3 separate regions of the Homo sapiens genome follow, and all the other regions are linked to region 2. Evidence: read pairs that join two places in POLR2A ChIA-PET (ENCODE). Cell type or tissue: CD4-positive, alpha-beta T cell. All regions are shown on one strand.

What was found. Peaks named below come from ENCODE experiments on the same cell type or tissue, not always from the same donor. Only the 100,000 strongest peaks of a DNase experiment are listed, where the experiment ranks them.
Region 1: POLR2A ChIA-PET joins it to region 2 with 33 read pairs; 15 of 35 experiments call an interaction of 5 or more read pairs at or near these places.
Region 3: POLR2A ChIA-PET joins it to region 2 with 27 read pairs; 14 of 35 experiments call an interaction of 5 or more read pairs at or near these places.

Annotation. Positions count from the first base shown.
Region 1 is chr10:22,679,714-22,684,713 of GRCh38, reverse strand. The region is part of intron 1 of PIP4K2A (phosphatidylinositol-5-phosphate 4-kinase type 2 alpha); the gene reads left to right. Among named protein-coding and RNA genes, the nearest start is that of PIP4K2A, 32 kb to the left of the region's middle. RefSeq lists enhancers at 661-730, 1,271-1,490, 2,231-2,350. In CD4-positive, alpha-beta T cell, no CTCF peak of the experiment used is centred here; DNase peaks (open chromatin) are centred at 1,273, 2,033, 2,363, 2,843 and 2 weaker places; H3K4me3 peaks cover 1,574 bases; H3K27ac peaks cover 4,806 bases.
Region 2 is chr10:22,609,882-22,614,881 of GRCh38, reverse strand. The region is part of intron 1 of PIP4K2A (phosphatidylinositol-5-phosphate 4-kinase type 2 alpha); the gene reads left to right. Among named protein-coding and RNA genes, the nearest start is that of PIP4K2A, 100 kb to the left of the region's middle. RefSeq lists an enhancer at 3,803-4,337. In CD4-positive, alpha-beta T cell, no CTCF peak of the experiment used is centred here; DNase peaks (open chromatin) are centred at 2,291, 2,961 and 4,057; H3K4me3 peaks cover 1,809 bases; H3K27ac peaks cover 4,299 bases.
Region 3 is chr10:22,663,633-22,668,632 of GRCh38, reverse strand. The region is part of intron 1 of PIP4K2A (phosphatidylinositol-5-phosphate 4-kinase type 2 alpha); the gene reads left to right. Among named protein-coding and RNA genes, the nearest start is that of PIP4K2A, 48 kb to the left of the region's middle. In CD4-positive, alpha-beta T cell, no CTCF peak of the experiment used is centred here; DNase peaks (open chromatin) are centred at 1,322 and 1,982; H3K4me3 peaks cover 1,663 bases; H3K27ac peaks cover 3,113 bases.

The DNA of each region.
Region 1 (5,000 bases), 70 kb before region 2:
GAGACACTGGAAAGATTTTTAGTGGGTGGCATCCTATAGACCAGGGATTGTTTTGATGCCAGGGAGCTCGAGCTGATACTGGACATTGGAAGGTGTGTCAGGTTTTCTGATAGACAAATTATGTTTCACTAATAGAATGTTTTGTTTGAGGTAGGGAATATTTTTAAGAGGACAAGGAAAGCCAATAGGTATATTTTTAAAAATTATGAACATATATGTATAAGAAACAGTATAATGAAACAAGCGCATTACAAAGAATAATGATAAAACACATTGTGTGTTAGCTTTTGGCAGAAGGAATATAAGCTTAAAAGTTTTTTAAACAACTTTCTTTGGCAAAAGAAGTAGAGGCAGTGGCAATCAAAGAAAAAATAAGGGATTCAGACAAAGCGTACCTAGTATTAACTGTTAGTACCACAGATACTAATGCTGGTTTTTAATTAAAACGACCCAATCAGTAATGTCTTTGAGATTGCCTAAATTTACATTTTGCTCTCAAGTATTTTTAAGTCATAAAACAGCAAGCCAGTGGGGAAAATAAACTGAAAGATGGTTTGCCACAGGCCTGAAACTGTGAGTGGGGAAGTTGGCATACTAAATTGTAATACAGACAGATGTGAGGTAATGCATTTAAGGGGGGGAAAAAGACTACATTCTACACACAAAGTAATGGGCTCCAGGCTTCTTGTGAGTATTTCAGATAGGAATCATTCAGTTTCTAATGGGTATTTGGCCGATGTGGTGCTTATTGTAGCCAGGAACGTTCCGGGCAAGGAAGCGCTGGGCGATTCCAGGAGAGATATAAAGAAAATATTTCAAGATCTGACACACTTTGAATTGTGTGTGTGTGTGTGTGTGTGTGTGTGTGTGTGTGTGTGAACTGCTTGGTAGGAAAGCTACAAGAGAGACTGGGAAAGGCTAAGGGAGGGGCGACTGAAAGAGGTACCAAACCATGAGAAGAAATTACAGTCAGGAGGGACGCTGCAGTCTGGAAAGATGAAGCTGTGATTAAAAACCATGATAAACACGTGCTCAACAGACTTCTTTATCAAACCCTGCAGAAGGGAACAGAAGAAAGCAGTTGCTGCTTGAGGGGGAAAGTTAATGGAAGAAGAAAATAACTTGTTTTCGACAGTTGACAAAGCAGTTTCACCTTTGTCATCTCACCTGACCTGTACCCAGCACTGAGGAGAAGGCTGGGGACAAGTCATTATTCACATTTGACAGATGAGCAAACAGATCAGAGTAAGTGACTCGGCTAAGTCCACACTGTCAGCTCTGCGGTCAGGATCAAACCTGGCTCTGACTCAGGTCCCCTTGCACTTGGCCCACCTCTGAGTTGCGAAAACTTGGGGTCTGTACCACAGCATGGAAGACTTAGGATCACTGTGAAAAACTGTGACTTAAGATCACAGTGAAAAACGGCAAATGCAAATACTGTTAAAGCCTTGACTCGGTGGTATGAGCAGAACTCATAAGAGTTGAGTCAGAGAGCAGTCCAGGTGTCTTCAGCTCAGATAGCTGCCCTTGCTAGAGAGGCTGCTGGTTGAACAGTAATTTATCAGCTTGATCCAACATAAAGTTTCTTCATTTTTATTTATACTGTACTGTCGTGTCAGCTGTTTTTGTTGTTGTTGTTGTTGTTGTTGTTTTTCTTTTTCTTTTCTTTTTGGCTTCAGAAATGGCCTCAGCTACGCAAAAATAAAGAAGGATCTGAAAGATCAGTCTTGTTGTAAAGAAGACAGCAGGTGACATGGTAGATGACCGCACATTGTTCATTCCCAAGGTCATGGGTAGTGCCAGGATTTTCAGACGCAAATGATGCATATGTAAAGATGACTGGACCATCTGTGTCTCTTCAGATCCTGTTGCAATTACCAAGTGTTCCCAGCAAGGGTTAATGTGGTGTGTGAACCTGACTAACCTCAGGTTCTAGTTCTCCCTCCCTGAGTAGAGAGTCTAGGAGCCAAGTTCAGACTGGCTCAGTCTGGAGGAATTCACAAGTGAGGCAGGTTTAATGGAAGAACAGATACTCTGAGGTTTTGGAGGGCCTGTGATGTGCTTGTCAGCGGGTTCCTGCTTCTGCCACCCCCACCACGGAGCACCAACCATGTGGTTTGTTCTTTGTGTACTTTGTTAGCTAAACTCTCAAGTGTCAAGTTGATGGCACTTTTTTTTTAGGTTCATGGACACTGTTACTGTCCAATAATTTGTAAGTCAGCAATGCTTTGTTTTATCAGTAAAATAAAACACTATATTAGGAATAGCATGATCAGAACAGGGTGGTTTCCTAATTTTTAGATTGCTGGCCTTTTCTAGAAAATAAAGGCAAGGTGTGCATACTTGAGGTTTGAGGGCTACCATTGCCTCCTGGCAGAGGAAATGAGTAGGCCTGATAGTTGCTAGGTTAAAAAGAAACAGTAGTTGAAATACTGAGAAAAGTTTAATGAAAAGTAACTTTGGCTCTTAAGTAGAACAGTTTGAGGACAGTGAAAAATTCAGTAGCTAAGGGTTGTGTGCTCTCTACACAGGGATGGTGTGTGGATTTGTGGATAAGGTATGCAACAGAGTACTCCTCTTTGAGCATTTTTATATCTTGAATTAACTATAGCACAGGAGTTGGCAGACTATGGCTTGTGGGCCAGATCTGGCCCGCTGCTTGTTTTTGTGTGGCCACGAACTAAGGATAGTTTTTACGTATGTACAAAAAAAAAAATGGTTTTCTAAAAAAGTATTTCATAATGTGAAAATTCTATGAAATTCAAATTTCAGTGTCTGTAGATAAGTTTGATTGGAACAGAGCCACACTCATTTGTTTGCCAGTTTGTAGCTGCTCAAACAGCAGAGGTGAGTCATTGTGACAGAGACTGTGTGGCCCGCAGAGCCTAGAATTATTTACTGTCTAACCCTTGCAGGGAAAGTTAGTCAGTTTCTGCTACAGTAAAATATTGCTGGTAGCTGAAATTAGGAGTTTTCACCTCTTTTCCTGCGTTTTATTTTTTAATTTTAATTTAATTTTATTTATTTTATTTTTTTTTAGAAATAGGGTCTTGCTCTGTCACACAGGCTAGAGTACAGTGGCGCCATCATGGCTCAATGCAGCCTCTACCCCCCAGGCTCAAGGCATCCTCCTACCTCAGCCTCTTGAGTATGTGGGACCACAGGTGCATGCCACCACACCTGGCTAATTTTTAAAATTTTTTGAAGAGACAAGGTCTCACTGTGTTGCCAAGGCTGGTCTCAAACTCTGAAACTTAAACAGTCCTCCTGCCTGGGCCTCTCAAGGTGATGGGATTACAGGCATGAGCCACTGTGTCTGGCTGAGAAGCCAGGTCTTGAGAAGCCAGGTGGCTCAGAAGGCCTAGCTGACAGTGTAGGGGAGACAGAGGTCCCCTCCAACCTCCCTTTAGCTCTTAGTGGGCTCTTCAGCTGGATCTAGAAGTCAGGTTGACATCAGGCAGATTAATAGGAGAAAGGAATACAAATTTTCTTAGTGTTACTTGCACCTGGGAATCTTTAAAAGAGTGAAATCCAAAGGAATTGGCCAAAGCAAGACACTTTTATGCTGAGAACGATACATTTGAGAAGAAATGACAAGAAAAAATCTGGGGCAGTACATTTCTAGGGGAGTCACTGGGAGGATACATGGGGAGTATAAAACAGGTAGAAGATAAGGGCTACTTCCAGAAATTTCCTTATTCAGGTTAGTTGCATCTTCCAAACCCTAGTCTCTGGGATAAGGGCTATTTTCTCGCCTGAATAGGTGAGGGGCCCCTCCCAAAGGAATCTTTGTGGCTTGCTACATGCAGGAAGACCCAGGTCACCTGGCTTGTTGGGGTCAAGTTGGAATCTACAACTTTTTCAGTGTTTTCAGCTCACACTAATCAATATAAAAATCCGGCATATTTTGGGATGGCATGTCCTTCACTCTTTGAACAACATCACCAAGACCTCAATACATGTGTAGGGTCACCTTGGATCACCAGCCCTCGCTGAGCTGTCGCAGGAACACAATGTTGAGCCTCCTTGAGTTCTTGACCCATGTCATTATGAGCCAATAAAATGGCAGTGGTTTTAAGCCATGAAGTTTTGGGGTGTTTTTTACGCAGTGTTACTTAACTGAAAAGGACTAGGGATGTATGCTAGCCTTTTTATTGTCATTCATGACAGAGGGAAAATACCCTCTCATCCAGGATGTTAGTAAAGAATGTAGTTAAATCCTTCTGCCACTTGAGTTCCTGGTACGTGTGGCTCATCTAAGACATTAAATGCTATTTTTATGATTATAAAAACAATGCATGCTTATTGGAGAAGATTTAGAAAAGGATAGAAAATTCTAAAGCACAATATTTAAATTACTCATAATTCGGCCATCTAAAGATAATCACGATTAATACCAGCCTTTTCTTTAAAAATATATTCTTGTTTTATAAAATTTATTTATAGTTTTGTACTCTGCTTTATTCGTGTAGTAAACAAGCATATTTCAAAAACATAATTTTTAATGACCACAGCAGCCCATTTAAGTGGATTTAAAAATCCACATAATTCAAAAGTAGTGCATGGTCTTCATTTTTTGTTTCTAGGTTTGCTAGAGTATTTTTTTTTAAAGGAATCCTTTTTAAAGACAGCTTTATTGAGATATAATTCACATATGATATAAAGTGTACAATTCAAATACCATTTAGAATATGCAATTCATTGCTTTTTAGTATATTTACTAAAATGTATATATTTTTATATACTATTTAAATATAGGGGTTGTATAACCATTCTCAATCTAATCTTAGAACATTTTCATCCTCTCTAAAAGAAACCTAAACCTTATTTCCCCCAACCCCTACCCCCAGCCCTAGGCAACCACTAATCTGCTTCCTGTCTCTGTAGATTTGTATGTGGGCTTTTGTGACTGGCTTTGTTCATTTGGCATAAGGTTTCCAAGGTTCATCCACATTGTACCTTGTAACAATACTTAATTCCTTTTTATGGGGGTCAAGGCA
Region 2 (5,000 bases):
TCATTGCCATTACCTGCATTTGCACCAAAATTTGAACTAGAGACAAGCAATATATTTTAGTTTGGGTAAGAGCAAAGTAACAGGCTAAAGGAGAGAGTTTTTCAGGAAGTTAAATGTCTTTTCAGTTATTAAGCAGCTCTGCAAGTAATCCATTTCAGTAAAACTGACGAATGATCGCTAAGCCTCATATACAACACAATAAAATGTGTTGTAGAAAAAATAATATAGAGGCTCATGGGTACACTATTGAAAAAATAGTTTACTAATTAAAAGCTTCTCTTTTAAGTAGTAGATCCTCTGTTTTGTGAAGTGTTTGTTTACAAGTCATTAAATCTAGCTACCACCTGACGAAGAAGTTTTCTGGGGGGAATCCGGAGGGGAAATAAAGCCAAAAGCAATGTGATGCAAATGTAAAGAATGAAAGGCCACCTGGAAGAAAGATAAAGTAGCCATAAAGTAGCTGTCAGATCTAACTCAGTATCCTGCCGCACTACTCAATTATGAAGGTATAGATACTGCTGTACCAGGACATATTACAATCTGCAAAATGAGAGGTTAGACTATATGATCTCCGAAATTCTCTTTTAATTTCAGCATCTTATGATTCCATGTAAACCATTTGATTTTTCTTCTTGTCTCATTTCTTGTCTTCTTAGATAAAGAGGACCAAACATTCTCTACCTCTTGGGGTAGTCTGGTTTTGGAAGATGGGGAATAGCTAAAAGTTTGTGTTTCCCTGACATTTAAATGACACAGTAGTCAGAACTCTCCGTCCCTCAAGGGCCATGTAGGGCTGCACTCCTTCCAAGAAGCCCGTCACCCACACCCGTGACCACGGGCTCCTGCTCTGTGCTTCTGTGGCACTTGTTGTCTGGCTTCAGCATTTCTTCTGTGCTGCTTGGTATTTTACTACATGTGAAGGTCTTGCACCATCGACTACAGTGGAAAACTCCTTACAGTCAGGGATCTTGTTTTGTACTGACTTTCCATTTCCAAGTGATGGTCCTGGAACTCCTTTCCCCTTTATGTCACACTCAGCCAGCAAACACCCTCCATCCTGAAGAACGCCTGTCATCCTGTCTCTGCACCTGCACCCTGGGGTTGAGCTCTGCCAGAATGAGGAATGTCATCCACAAGTTCACTTGGTTCCTGTACGTGAACCATCACAAACTGTGGATGACGCTCAGCTCTGCCCGGAAGCCCAGCCTCCTGTCTCTATTTAAACTTGTCCATCCACATTCTGCAGTCCCCTTTTTAAGCTCTCTGTGTTCTCTTTAACCTTTGAAGTCCTCAGCCTGCTTCTCACTCTTAGCAGGTGGCCATGGCCCTAATCCCCAGAGAAAATAGGAGCCAGTGGTCGGGAGCCCCATCTTCCCTCCATCAGTTCTGCTCCCTCCCCATGACACCTATCTCTTTTCCCTCCTGTGAACAGGAAAGTCGCTTCCCTCCTCAGAGCCTCTCCTTCCTGCATGCCTGAATCCCATCCCCTCCCACTTTCTCGAGAAGTGCTACGGAATGTCCCTTCTCTGTCAGGTCCTCCCTCTGTCCCTCATCCCTCTTCATCTCGCTCCTGTCCTTCCCTGCCAGGCTCCTTAGAAATCAGCCCTGTGCAGTGCCAGCATTTCCTTAACTCAACTTAGTCTGGGTTCCATTGCTACACTCCACCGAAACAACTCTGCCAAGGTTGCCAAGGACCTCCTGTGCCGTTCAATCTGGCTGACATTTCCCAGTCCCTGCCTTCTCAAAAGCATCATGATCATCCCATAGCATGTTTGAACCCCCTTTTCCCTTCACTCCCATTGGGTGGCCCTGTGCTTTTTCACTTCCTGCCTCGATGGCAGTTTTCCCCTTTCTCATCCTCTTCTCCAGGCTTGGAAACATTCCCGTTCTTGAAGACTGCTTCTCCGCCTTCCTCCCCATCACACCGGCCCCTCTCCAGGTTACCTCATCCACTCCTCTGGGGAGCTAATGTCTGATGCACAGATACACACATTTTTATCTCTTGCCCCTGCTGCCCCTGGGAACTTCAGACCCACCTGTCCACGGCCTACCTGACATTGACACTTAGATGTCCCAAGAGCGCATGAAGTTTAACAAGCTCAAAACTGAACTCTTCTCTTAAGATGCATTGTGCCAGTCGTTGGACCCACCAGCTTCCCCCGCATGCATGCAGCATTCCCTCCATCTTTCCCTACATTTCTAGTCTGTCATCATCAAGCCCCATAGATTTCAGCACTTCAGCATGCCGGAGTCTCTCTGCTTCTTTCGTTTCTGCTGCCGCCTCCGCCCTCTGCTGAGCTGCTCTCCTCTGTCTGGTGCAATTCTACAGCAGCCGCTTCCCGGTGCTCCTGGGCCTGTTGTTCATCCCTTTCATGCCACGCACCTTGTCTATTTCTGCACTGTTTTCCCATTAACAGTGTCCCCTCCTCTCTAGGACTCGCCTTCTTCCTGGAAGCCCTGTCCACCTGCCCTCTCCTTTCTCCACGAGCCATTGCTGCCCAGGGAAGCCTCACATGCCTCCCCCATCTGGCCTGGGCCTTTTCCATACTTGCTCGTAGCCCATTGTGCTTCTCCCTCCTGACTCTGTCATTGTTAGAGTTCAACACTTGGGGCAGTTCTTCAGTTAATGTGTCTGCCCCTCTGGACCATAAGCCCCAAGAGGACAAAGACTGGTGTCCGAGCTGTGCCCAGCACAGAGTGGACTCTTAAAGGTTGTGCTGACGCGAGGATGGGTGGGGAAGGAAAATCAATAAGGAAAATTCTCAGTTTACTCATTCCATGTTGGCTGAAGTTTTCATATTTTCTCCACAAAACATGTTCCAGAGCAGGTACCATAAAGCAAAAGGATGCAGAAAGTTTCTGGTTTCCTGTTTCCTGTCTGAGAAGACTCTCTTAAGTGATACTGATTTAAGCAGCCTGAGGAGGCATCAAAGCTTTGGAGGATCTGCTGAACACATCACGCGCATTTAAATAATCAGTGTCTGATCCCACCTCCACGTTGGGTTTCGCTTTCTCTTGTTCCACAAGATATCGAAGTGCTGATTGAGTTGGCATCCAGCTTCATTCGCATTGTGTTTATTATCACAAGACTTGGATTTCCATTATGATTTTCTTTTTCTGTTATTTTTCAAACTTTGATATTCCACTGATAGCATAAGGATACATAAACTTTAATTTTTCATAGATATACTCTGGGAATGACTTAGTATCATAAGATGCTTGAGTAAAGTGAACTGGAGAAGCTATATGACGTTAGATTCCTGTTTTTGTTCAGTGGGTTTGAGAAGCTAGCTGTCAGCTGTCACTATCATTCCTCTGTTGTGTTTGCCTTTTCTCTCTGGCCACCATTCCTTTCTTCTCTTTGCATTTGGCCTTCTTTAGTTTAACTACAGCGTATCTAGGTATGCTTTGAGTATTCTTACTTATATATTGCTTTGAGTATTCTGCTTTTTTTTGTTTTTTTTTTGTTGTTGTTGTTTGTTTTTTGTTTAACAGACATGGATCCACTCTGTCACCCAGGCTGGAGTGCAGTGGTACAATCACAGCTCACTGCAGCCTTGAAATCCTGGATACAAGTGATCTTCCTTCATCAGCCTCCTAAGTAGCTGGGACTACAGGTGCACACCACCACGCCCAGCTAACTTTTGTTATTTTTTTATTTGTTAGAGACGAATTCTGTTGCCTAGGCTGGTCTCAAAGTCCTGGGCTCAAGCAGTCCTCCTGCCTCAGCCTCCCAAATTGCTGGGATTACATATATGAGCTGCTGTGCCCAACTGTATCTACAGATTTATAACGTGCATTAATTGTGGAAAATTCTGAATCATTATTTTTTCAAATATAATCATCTTTTGTTCATCTTCTATTTCTGTATAATTTCTCACAGCTTAAAAAATTCTATATCTGATCATCTTAGTAACTAAAGTCTTGAAAATATTAATTAGTCGTTGCTGTCTCTGTGAGCTCATGTTTGATTGATCTTCATCTGTGGGAAGCCTGGAGGCCTGGCAGGGGTTGCTCTCCTCCGGAGATCATTTACATTTACTTCCACCAGGTGTTGGGGCCACTTTCAAAGGCTTCCTTCAAGGATCTCAGGTTAACGTTGAAGCCTTTGTTGAGCTCCCAGCTTTCGTTTGGCCCAAGTAAGTGTTGAAACTGGCATTTGTCCTCGGAGTCCCTCCTTTCAGGCTTGCTTAATGGTCCCCACACTCCCTGTGGATTAAACTCACTTTGGGGGAAGAAAGGTGTCTTGGAGATTGCCTCTACTGTCTGTGAACCCAGCAATGTGATTAAAAAAAACAAATAGCTCTATCAAGCAGCTCATTCTTTTGTTGTTTGCTTGTTTTGTTTTTGTAACTGAGAATCCTTCAGCGTACCTGCCTTCTATCCTACTGGAAGCATAAATCTTTGACATGGTTTTTATTGCTAGCAACAAGGAAAGTCAACATGCAAAAATAGTTAACGAAGAGAAAGTTCAGGTTTTTCAAAATTGTGTCCAAAGCTGTCCCTTTCATTCACTGGAACTTGATCTTACCCTTTGTCCTTTGGAAACACATCTTTGCTTTTGTTCTTGACTCATGTCCAACCCACCTCCTTCTCTTGTAGTCCTGGGACCACGTGTCTTCTTCCTTCCCTGAATGGAGGTTCTTCTTTTGGTAAATTCATGCCCCACCCCAATCTTTATTTTTAAACTTAGTTCCTGTAAGGGAAGTAAAGAGCACACAGATGAGTTCAATATATAAATCACGTCCATTAATCCAACAAATATTTACGTGAAAAATTTAAAAGCTTTCTTTCTCAGATAACATTTTCTTTACAGAAGGAAGTTGTCCTGGACATGTGACCAAAGGGTCTGTGGGATGAGGTTGTGGAGGGAAGGTAGGGAGAGTGGATGGGCAAGAAGCAGGGACAGGTGGCATGAGGATTGACTCTCCCTCACCACTGCCGTCCGGTGGCCACCATGGACCCAGCATCAGACAGACATAAGAAGTGGGAATGAGGAA
Region 3 (5,000 bases), 54 kb before region 2:
CTTCTATTTATAACATTGAATTTTCAGGAAAATGCATTCTGAGTTCCAAATAATGAGCTTAGAGCTTTACTTTTGAAATACAGCCCAATTGTATGTTGAGAGCTGCCTACCCTGTAAGCCAATGAAGGGTTTTTATTTTGTATGATATTTCAATATGATCCAGAAGCATCTGGTTTATCTAGCATACCATTAAAAAACAAACAAACAAAAAAAACACTGTGCTACTTAGCCAGGAGAGGTCTTAGTTTTGCTTTGACTTCAGCCCATTGTCTTTTTAGTTGGTGATAGTCTGTGATGAAAAGGCCTACTGGGAAACGTTGAGAGAATCTTTTAAAATTTTAATGCAGGGAATTTTAAAGACCAGTTTAAAAAATACTACTTAAGATTGGGCGTGGTGGCTCACGCCTGTAATCCTAGCACTTTGGGAGGCCAAGGCAGGCGGATCACGAGGTCAGGAGTTCAAGACCAGCCTGGCCAACATAGTAAAACGCTGTCTCTACTAAAAATACAAAAATCAGCTGGGATTGGTAGCACGCGCCTATAGTCCCAGCTACTCAGGAGGCTAAGGCAGGTGAATTGCTTGAACCTGGGAGGCGGAGGTTGCAGTGAGCCGAGACCATGCCATTACAGTCCAGCCTGGGTGATAGAGTGAGACTCTGTCTGTCTTTCTGTCTGTCTCTCTCTCTGTCTCTCTGTCTCCCTCCCTCCCCCTCTCTACACACACACACACACACACACACACACACACACACACACACACACACACAGAAGTTCACTGAAAACTTCAGGATTTTCTGTGGCTAAGAGTCCTTTCAATCATGAAAGTATTATTTACTTCTAAAACTTTTTGGAGGACTTTTAAAATTGTTACAAAGTTTTTTTCAAAATCCTCTTTTTACAAGTATTAGTTTCTGGGAAAAGCTGGAAGACATCTATTTTCTAGTTAAAAAATAAAGGCAAAGGATTCATTTTCTAAGAGAATTTTAATTTTATAACCTCCCAGATTAATGTCTTGGTGTATAAATGTGTATCTCATGGAATGTGACATGAGAAGCACGTCATTTGTTAGGTGCTAAATTTGTTTTTACGATTATCGATTTTATAAGTGATCTTCAGTTTGTTGAAGAATGAGTAAAACCACATAGATATTACTTTCCCACTTTAATCTTTTGGATGAAAGCAACACATTCAAAGCCAAAGGACTTAGAGTGAAATCTTAAGGTGTTTGCTACCATAATTCTAATTTGGTATTCATAAAAAATTATGTAATATTTCAAGACTTAACGTGCTCTGTTTGAATACACACATCAAAACTCTGTGGTTGCTTTCTTTTTTCCACTTGAGAAACTAAATTAATTTAAAGCTAGTTTGTGGAATATAATTGAACACTAGTTATTTTAATTTCCTTGCTACTTGATCAAGATCTTGCTCTTTTAAGCATCATGTGAAACCGTTAGTACCCACTTTCACCTGGCAAAATAAGGCATTTTACATGATCAGGGCAAATATTTTTCTGACTCTGATGAAGGACTTCTGTGCCAGTCAACACATTATTATTTTTACAAAGTTATAGTCTGTGAGTTGGAAATGTGGGTATTTTTTTCTTTCCATGTTATTTGCTATAGTTATTAATATTAATTGGAAAGTGATTGTTATTAAGCAGGTAGTGAATAGATTCACCTGCCCTTTTTACATGTGCCTCATAGAATGGCATCGGCCAATGATTAACTTTCTTGCAGAGATGTGGATGTTGGTTGTTCTGATGCTATATTGGTATATTATTCCTATCGGTATAGGACTATTAAAAACTTTCTACAAATGTAATGGGAAAATGTACGTTCGGGGAGCAAAGGGGTAGTAGGGCTTATCAAATGCAAGTGACTACTGGGAGAGTGCTGTTTCAGATGAAGCCTGCAGAAAGAAAAAAAGAAATGTAGGTGCCGGAAACAGTGCAGGGAGAACTTAAGAAGAACCGCAGTTGGGGTTTGTGCAGGCTGAAGAAAGCATTTGATGATAAGCCAGCTGCAGGATGTTGACACAGGGGCTGTGTTAGCCTGGGTGTTTGGAATTGCCTTCTGAGTAGAATTTTAGAGCTGTTCCTTGGTTCTACTTAAGTATTTGATAATATCTTTTGGGATCGATAATTTTTCAAAACAGGCTTCCTAAATTAATGCCTTCCTGCTGCATAAAAAGCTGTTCCTTTTCTTTGGTAGATTGGGAAAAGAGCATTGAAAGGTCATGGTTTCTCCCGTGACTTTTATATGAGGGTACGTTTTTCTCCCCCTGGAGTTTAGATGGCCATCATAAAAACTGGTTGATAATCAGTAAGTTATACAATATACTTTAAAGGCATTGTAGCTCTCAACATTTCTCAGATATTTATTTTGAAATTCATGGTGGAAGAATTTGTGTAATGTATTCTTTTCTGTGTTTCCCTATGTAATATTGGTAAAAGCATTATTGGGAAACAAGGAGAGTAATGAAAGTAGCATCAAAACTTATTGGAGTTAGGGGAAAATAATTAAAATGTGTTGTATTAGATTTTTTCCTAAAGATAGGTGGCAAGGCAACCTTTCCTTGGTCAAGTTTATTAGAAACCTATTTCAGACATTGTAGAGAATGTTGTATGTTTATATAGCATTCCTGGAAAGCCATCTGAAAATAGTAATCAAAATTAATATATATGGCCTTTGATCTCACAGTCCCACTTCTGATAATCTATCCCATAGAACTAAAAGTACTGATTAGTAAAACTGTGTGTGTGTATATATATGTATATATATGTATGTGTCTGTGTGTGTATGTATATATATGTGTATGTCTATATATATAAATATATTTATAGCATCATAGTATATTGCATCTAAACATTGGAAACAGGCCAGGTGCAGTGGTCTCACATCTGTAATCCCAGCACTTTGGGAGGCCAAGGTGGGAGGATTGCTTGAGCCCAAGAGTTTGAGACCAGTGTGGGCAACATAGTGAGACACCATTACTTTTTTCTTAAAAAAAAAAAAAAAAAAAAAAGCCAGGTGTGGTGGTGCACCTCTGTAGTTTCAACTACTTGGGAGGCTGAGGCAGGAGGATCTCTTGAGCCCAGGAGGTTGAGGCTGCAATGAGCCATGATAGTGCCACTGTACTCCAGCACGGGTGACAGAGTGAGACCCTGTCTCAAAAGATACAATGGAAACAAAGTGAATGACCTTCAGTAGTGGAACAGCTAAATAAATTATAGTGCGTTCACTCTCTGAAGTAATATAATTAAAAGTGAGCTAGACCAGTTGTGTAGGAGGGATCTGTATGATGTAGTTTAGGAAAAGGCACATTCAGAGAAATATATGTAATAGGATTTCATATTTTTAAAACGCAAAGCATTTCTCTTGTTGCTTTTGTCATCACACATACCAACCAAGCTGCGCACCTTGGCTTGTTAAGGCTTGAAAGTCACAGGTTGGTTAGAGGGAAAAAAGTAAAGTGATGAAGACAGACATCATAGAGCCAGTTTTTCATTTATGTAAAAATGTATGTGTGTGTGTTTGTATATGAATGTATTAAATATATCCATAAAGATATGTATACAAAAATCAAAATATTGTGGTTATCTTGGGTATTGCTATTACAATAATGTTATGTTTTTTTCCTTATTTTTCTCTATTTGAATTTTTTTCAAGGATCCTGTGTTTATATAATGTGAAAGGAAAATAAAACTTTTCATGGAGTGGGGGACAAAAGAACAATGATGTCCAGTTTTCCATTTTGTGTTATTAGTATTCTAATATAAACCTCAAAGTTTTAATGAAATCTGCTAATTCACCCAAACAGAGTTCTCACTTTCAAATGTAATATATTTTAAGACCTAGAAGATGTCTGTGGCTCTGTGGTAGTACTTCGTACTGAAAGCATACAGCTAAATGTTTCTTTTATGTTGAAACTCTAGGACATTATTTATTAGCATTAAAAAATAAAAGTAAAACATTTTGGATTGTAGAATTTTTGTTTAAAAGCATGTATATACCAAATAGAAAACAAAGGGCTTAAAGACTAATAGATTTAACCACATAAGAGCGAAAACTTCTTTTATCAATGCTTATCATAAGTAAGATCAAAAGAAAAAAATGGAGAAAAATTGGCAAGCATAAAGGCATACTATTGTGTGTGATCACCAAGAAAAAGTAATTCTGTAGAAAATGGAATTAAAAAAACCATGAAGAGGAAAAACCACAGATAAAAAATATAAATAGCCAGGAAACATAAATATGTTCAGTCACAGTAGTTATCCATGTAAATTAAAACAACAGTTACACATTGCTGATGAGAATGTAATTTAATAGTCTTTCTGAACAATAGTTCGTGTATGTGTGTATGTGTGTGTATATATATATGTGTGTGTGTGTGTGTGTGTGTATATATATATGTATATATATATATGTATATATATATGTATATATATGTATATATATATATGTATATATATATATGTGTATATATATGTATATATATATGTATATATATATATGTATATATATATGTATATATATATATGTATATATATATACGTATATATATATATGTATATATACATATGTATATATATATATATGTATATATATGGAGAGAGAGAGAGAGCCTTAAGTGGGCATACCCCTGACCCTAGTAATTCTTCCTCTAGGAATTTATTATGATTTAGCTAATTAGGAATGTCTTTTTAGAAGAATGTATATACAGTGATATTTATCATGCAACTCTGTTGATAATGGCCAAAATGGGGGGAAAATTGTGAATGCACAACAGTGAGATTAAATGATGGTGTAGTTACACAATTGAGTCCTATGTCATTACAAATCATGTGACTGTGTATTTATGTGGAATATTAATGTAGAATTAATTTGCAAAATAGTATGTTTAGTGTGCTTTCCGCTTTTATAAAAATATTTATGGAACACTGTATAGAAAAATGTCTAGAAGAATATATATCAAAAACATTTATAGTGACTATCCCT